Regions from separate parts of the Homo sapiens genome. Here region 1 is linked to region 2. A link is an interaction called in ENCODE POLR2A ChIA-PET data of the cell type or tissue named here. Cell type or tissue: A673. All regions are shown on one strand. Each heading gives the region's core, and the rest is flanking DNA. Links, peaks and the distances in the headings are about the cores only.

What was found. ChIA-PET counts read pairs that join two places held together with the same protein. Peaks named below come from ENCODE experiments on the same cell type or tissue, not always from the same donor. Only the 100,000 strongest peaks of a DNase experiment are listed, where the experiment ranks them.
Region 1: POLR2A ChIA-PET joins it to region 2 with 7 read pairs; 2 of 35 experiments call an interaction of 5 or more read pairs at or near these places.

Annotation. Positions count from the first base shown.
Region 1 is chr17:76,968,142-76,971,046 of GRCh38, reverse strand. It overlaps LOC105371899 (a long non-coding RNA gene), which reads left to right and starts at 1,848. Exons shown (of 3, transcript NR_136417.1): 1 at 1,848-2,163. RefSeq lists an enhancer at 1,045-1,669 and a silencer at 1,918-1,997. In A673, for the core only: no CTCF peak of the experiment used is centred there; DNase peaks (open chromatin) are centred at 1,476 and 1,776; H3K4me3 peaks cover 1,477 bases; H3K27ac peaks cover 1,130 bases.
Region 2 is chr17:76,769,700-76,772,604 of GRCh38, reverse strand. MFSD11 (major facilitator superfamily domain containing 11) reads right to left here. Exons shown (of 13, transcript NM_001242532.5): 10 at 2,734-2,859. Among named protein-coding and RNA genes, the nearest start is that of LINC02080, 28 kb to the left of the region's middle. In A673, for the core only: no CTCF peak of the experiment used is centred there; no DNase peak of the experiment used is centred there; H3K27ac peaks cover 639 bases.

The DNA of each region.
Region 1 (2,905 bases), core at 265-2,764, 200 kb before region 2:
GTAAAGTGACAGCCACTGCGTACTGAAGGACTACCATGGTCAAATACATCAGCTCCAATTCTCCATAACCCTTAAAGATAGGGACTAGCATCCCCATTCTCCTGATAAGAAAACTGAGGCTCAGCGGTGAAGGAACTTGCCCAAACCACCCAGCTGGTCAGCGGCAGAGCCGGACTTGAACTGGGTCTGAAATGTGCTCATGCCAGCGTGCCCTATAGACAGCGACAGGACTTCTACCTCCTCCACAGCCTGGCATGGCCCTGTTTAAATTTCGGTGCTGCAGAAGGAATAGCACTCGAATATAAAATTTTCTTTTTTAATTCTTAGCAAGGCAAGTTACTTCTATAGAAGGGTGCGCCCTTACAGATGGAGCAATGGTGAGCGCACACTTGGACAAAGGAGAGGAAGGGGGCTCTTATCCCTGAGGCACGTGGCCCCTGCTGCTGTGTCGTTCCCCTATTGGCTAGGGTTAGACCGCACAGGCTAAACTAATTCCGACTGGCTAATTTAAAGAGAATGATGGGGTGAGTGCTTTGGCTGGAGTCAGGGCAGAGCAGGTAGCAGGTAATCTGAATGAGTCAGGGTGGAGCAGGTGATCAGAATGAGTCAGGGTGGAGCAGGTGATCAGAATGAATCAGGGTGGAGGACATAATCAAAAAAGGTTGCTTTACGAGAAAGTTAAGTTTAAAAGTAGAAGGCAAAGAATTGAACATAGTGACATATTAATTCTTTGAAAATAAGTTTAGAACTCATATCTAATAGCCCTAAGGTGCAGCCAGGCCCCAAAGCCTGGGCTAAGGCTCAAGAGGCCCCTAGCCAAGGCGTTCCCAACGCCACTGGGTTGCGACCCTTGGGAGTTTTCAAAGGTGAACCTTGGGCACTGCCCCCTTCAGACCCATTGTCTGGGAAAAACAGCCACCTGATTGTTGGCCAAGATTCCGGATTAATCCTTCACCTGCCTGGCCCCAGCTGGCCACTTGACCCAGTGCTGTGCCCCAGCCAGGGATGTGTCCTTGCAGCCAGCAGCCCTTCCTTCAGCATTAATCACGTTTACAGCTGGCTCACAGAGCTGCCAGCCTGGTAGATGCAGCTGCGGAGAATGTGGGTTGAGGGGTGGTGGTAAAAAAAAAAAAAAAAAAACTCGCGGAGTCCAGGGAAGGGGGAGGGGGTGTGGGTGGGAATGACAGGAAAGGAACAGGATGTGAGGTCTAACTTTTAAGGGTAATTGTCACAAAGACTGGAGATTGTAGAGAAAACATTTGCAAAAGCATCTAGCCCACTGCCTCCCCTCTCCCAGAGGAAGTCAGTGCCAGATAGCAAAGAGGTAGGGAGGGGGTCTTGGTGCAGAGGGGGCACCAGGAAGGGCTGGAACGGGGCACTAGGTTCTCCGGGCGGGAAGCGCTGCACAGAGCCACTGGGCGGAGCGGCCGGAACTCCAGGGGAGCTCGCGCTGCCTGCCAGGCTCTTAGCAGGCTGAGCTCATGCAATTGCCCTGAAGACCCCGGATGGAGATCGCACAGTGCCCCCCTCACCGATGAGTCTCACTGCACTTTATGGCAGCCTTGCCTCAAGAAATTTCTATTTTCACCACCAAGGGTTGGTCTTAGGCTTCAGCCTTGGATCCTGCCCTCTGGGGACCCCTCTCCTCCTCCCCGACTTAGGAGGAGAAGGCAGGGCTGGGGCGGGTGAGCAGCCGAGGGTCTCCAGGCAGAGCTCCTCATGCATAAAACAGGCGGGCTTTTCCTCCGCAGCTAATCAGAACCTCTGGGCCGAAAGATGCAAATGAAGGGCCTCGTCAAGTCATTTCCCTTGCAAATGAAGCTGCCGCTCCGGCGCTTTTTCCTCTTGAATACCTCATCAACACCGCAGGTGACCCGGAGCCCGCTGCTCCGCTCGGCCCCGCCCCGGGCAGCTATTTGGCACATTTCAATTAGCGTAACGGGTGCCTGGTAAACAGCCGAGGCCGGCTGCGGGCACCTGCAATCCCCGACCCCCGACGCCCTCCCCGAGACCCTGGAGACGCGGCTCCGCCCCCACCGGTAATTAGGAGATTTTCAAGGCCTATGTCCCCAAAGCCCAGCCCAGCTGGAGAGATCAGCCCTGCGGTCCTGCCGCGCACTCCACCGCCAGCCTCTCGGGAGTCAAGGGATCCGCCTTCAGGGTGTAAGTGGGGCTGGGGAGCCTCGGGAGAGGAAGGGTGGTGTTTGGGGAGTCCAGGCCAGTTCTTAAGGCAGACGGCTACGGGCCACGTCCGCTGGCAGAGCTCAGCTTCAGATAAACCCAGGGATGAAGAAAAACTCAAGCCGCTCACCCTCTGGGTGCCTCAAAGTCTTTCTATCTGTAACATAGGCTAATGAAATTACCTTCCTTGTAGGGACTTAGGAGTAAATGAGATGATCTGGGTATAGCCTTTGCAACAGTATCTGGAACTTAGGAATTGCTCAATAGGGGCCAGGCGCGGTGGCTCACGCCTGTAATCCCAACACTTTGGGAGGCCAAGGCGGGCAGATCACCTGAGGTCAGGAGTTCGAGACCAGCCTGGCCAGCAATGGTGAACTCTTGTCTCTACTAAAAATACAAAAAATTAGCCGGGCGTGGTGGCGCACGCCTGTAATCCCAGCTACTCAGGAGGCTGAGGCAGGAGAATCGCTTGAACCTGGGAGAGGGAGATGGCAGTGAGCCGAGATGGCGCCATTGCACTCTGGCCTGGGCGACGAGCGAAACTCCGTCTCAAAAAAAAAGAGAAAGTGCTCAATAGATGCTAGCCACAATTTTTGTTAATATTCTATCAGCGCTTCCCTGAGTGCAGATATCAAACCCACCACAGAGTGTACAGTGATCCTACTACAGAAATAGCCACTTACCGTGGGAGGGAGGATGAATTACTTAACCTCTGTGCTGCTGT
Region 2 (2,905 bases), core at 182-2,681:
CGAAGGTTGCAGTGAGCCAAGATCGAGCCACTGCACCCCAGCCTGGGCAACAGAGCAAGACTCTGTCCTTAAAAAAAAAAAAAAAAAAAAGTTACTAAGGTAGAGCGTTAACAATAGATGAATCCTGTTAAAGGATATTCAGATGTTCATTGTACTATTTTTATTTTTGCAATTTCTTTTTTTGTTTTGGTTTTTTGGTTTTTTTGAGACAGAATCTTGCTCTGTGGCCCAGGCTGGAGTGCAGTGGTGTGATCTGGATTCACTGCAACCTCCCACTTCAGCCTCCCAAGTAGCTGGGACGACAGGCATACGCCACTACACCTGGCTAATTTTTTTGTACTTTTTTTGTAGAGATGGGGTTTTGCCATGTTGCCCAGGCTGGTCTCAAACTCCTGAACTCAAGCGATCTGCCCACCTCAGCTCCCCAAAGTGCTAGAATTATAGGCGTGAGCACTGTGCCTGGCCTATTTTCGCAATTTCTTATCAATTTGAAATTATTTTTTTCAAAAAAGCAGGTTGCCTACAGAAAGTGAGTTTCTTCCCAGGTAGTCTACAGGCAGACACTAAACAAGCACTTACCAGAGAAGACAACCCTGCACTGACTCACCATGGCTAAGCTTCGCCCGCCATTTACATACCCATAACTCCCAACATCAACCTCCAGCCCACGAGTCCCTCCTGAGCATCAGCCTGCATTTCCCACTGGACACTTCTCTACTTGGGTGCCTCTCTGGTACTTAGAGGTGTTCAAAATCCCATTCAGCAGATTTCCTCAAACCCCATCTCCTACAGCATTCTCTCTGCCCAGGTTACTCTGATCAACCTGGTCATCATTCTAGACATCTCTCCTCACACCACCACGCAACTGGTTACTAAGTTCTGCTGAAACCATGTTCTCATTATTCATTCAACACATTTAACTCATTTATTGGATGCCCAATATAGACCTTGTCCTGCTCCAGGTGTTGGCAATAAGGCAGGGGCCAAAAAGCAAAAACAAACAAACCCTCCAAAGTCCGCTTTACCCATGGTGCTTACCACTGCCTGACATACAAAGATTTCTGTTTTTATTGTCTGTATTCTTCCTCAAGAATATAAGCTCTATATGGGCAGGTATTTTTGTCTATTTTGTTGACATGACAGATTACAATAAACCTTTGTTGAAGTTCCTCATATCTAACACAATATTCAATATACTGCAAGTGCTGAACAAATCTTTGTTGAACAAAGAATAACTCGTGGAGCATAATAAAAATACATATTTGGTCTTTGCTGCTAGTTCTTGGCACAGAAATCCTAAAAGGCCTGGAATTTCCTCAGTGATACGAGGGACATTAGTTATTCAGAAAGAGCCACTTTCAACCATACTGAAGTTTACGCTAAGGGGGCAACCCTTGGGGAGAGAGGGGTTGGCCTAGGATAGAGCTTCAGGATGAGGCTGGTTCCCAGAAAGACCAAGCCCTGAGGGCTAGAACTTCCAGGCCCCTTTCACTCCCACTTCAGGGAGGGAAGGCTGGAGATTAAATCAATCACCAATGGCCAATGATTGTTTTTTTGTTGTTGTTAGAGACAGGGTCTCCTTATGTTGTCCAGGCTGATCTCGAACTCCTGGGCTCAAGTGATCCTCCCACCTCGGCCTCCCAAAGTGAATGAGCCACTGCACCCGGCCATGTGGCCAATGATTTAATCAAGCATGCCTATGTAACAGGATCTCCATAAATCCCCCTAAACAGGGTTGGAGGAGCTTCTGGAGTGGTGAGCCCAAAATCCATGGAGACAGAGGCTCCTGCACTTAGGGACCCTTTCAGACCCCACCCTTTGCACCTCCTCATCAGGCTGCTCATCTGTATCCTTTATAATAAACTCTAATAGTCAGGAGAGCATTTTCCTGAGTTCTGTGAGTTGCTCTAGCAAATTATCAAACATGAAGGGGGAAGAGGGCTATGGGAACCTCCAAATTTGTACCCAAGTCAGAGAGGTGTGCCTGAGAGGCCTATGGACCCAGACTGTCTGTCTGTAGGACTGAACCCTTAAACCTGTGGAATCTGACACTAACTTTGGAGAGTTAAGTGTTAGAACAGGATTGAGCTGTTGGACACCCAGTTGGTGACAGGGAATCAGAGAACCAGAGTCAGGAATTCCAAGACTTTCTAAATATTTTAGGAGGAAAAGTCGGGAGACATTGTATGTTTTCTTACACAGGGTTTCCATCTGTGAATTATTTTGCAAATGTTTTATAATTTAGTTATATTAGAATAGCAATAATAGGCCGGGCATGGTGGCTCACACCTGTAATCCCAGCACTTTGGGAGGCCGAGGTGGGCGGATCATGAGGTCAGGAGATCGAGACCATCCTGGCTAATGCGGTGAAACCCCGTCTCTACTAAAAATACAAAAAAATTAGCCGGGCATAGTGGCGGGCGCCTGTAGTCCCAGCTACTCGGGAGGCTGAGGCAGAAGAATGGCGTGAACCCGGGAGGCGGAGCTTGCAGTGAGCTGAGATCGCACCACTGCACTCCAACTCTAGCCTCGGCGACAGAGCGAGACTCTGTCTGGAAAAAAAAAAAAAAAAAGAAAAAGAATAGCAATAATAGAAAAATAAAAACACACGTTTGGGTAAAAATAAGTAGAAAAAACAGAAATTCAAGGACAAAGGTGAAGCACACTTAAAATTTCTATTTTACCTATAATAAACTGATATTTTTAATGCAAACGCTTTTTTTTAAAACCAACCTAAAATTTCTCCAATGCCGATGAAAATGCCAGAAAGTCCAATAAGGCTTTTCTCTTCTGCTCCAAATTTATTTGTAGCACCAATACAGGTTCCATATACACCAGAGAAGAAAGTTAATTCCAGACCTTTAGTTAAAGAAAAAAAACAGATGTCATTTATATATTCACATTT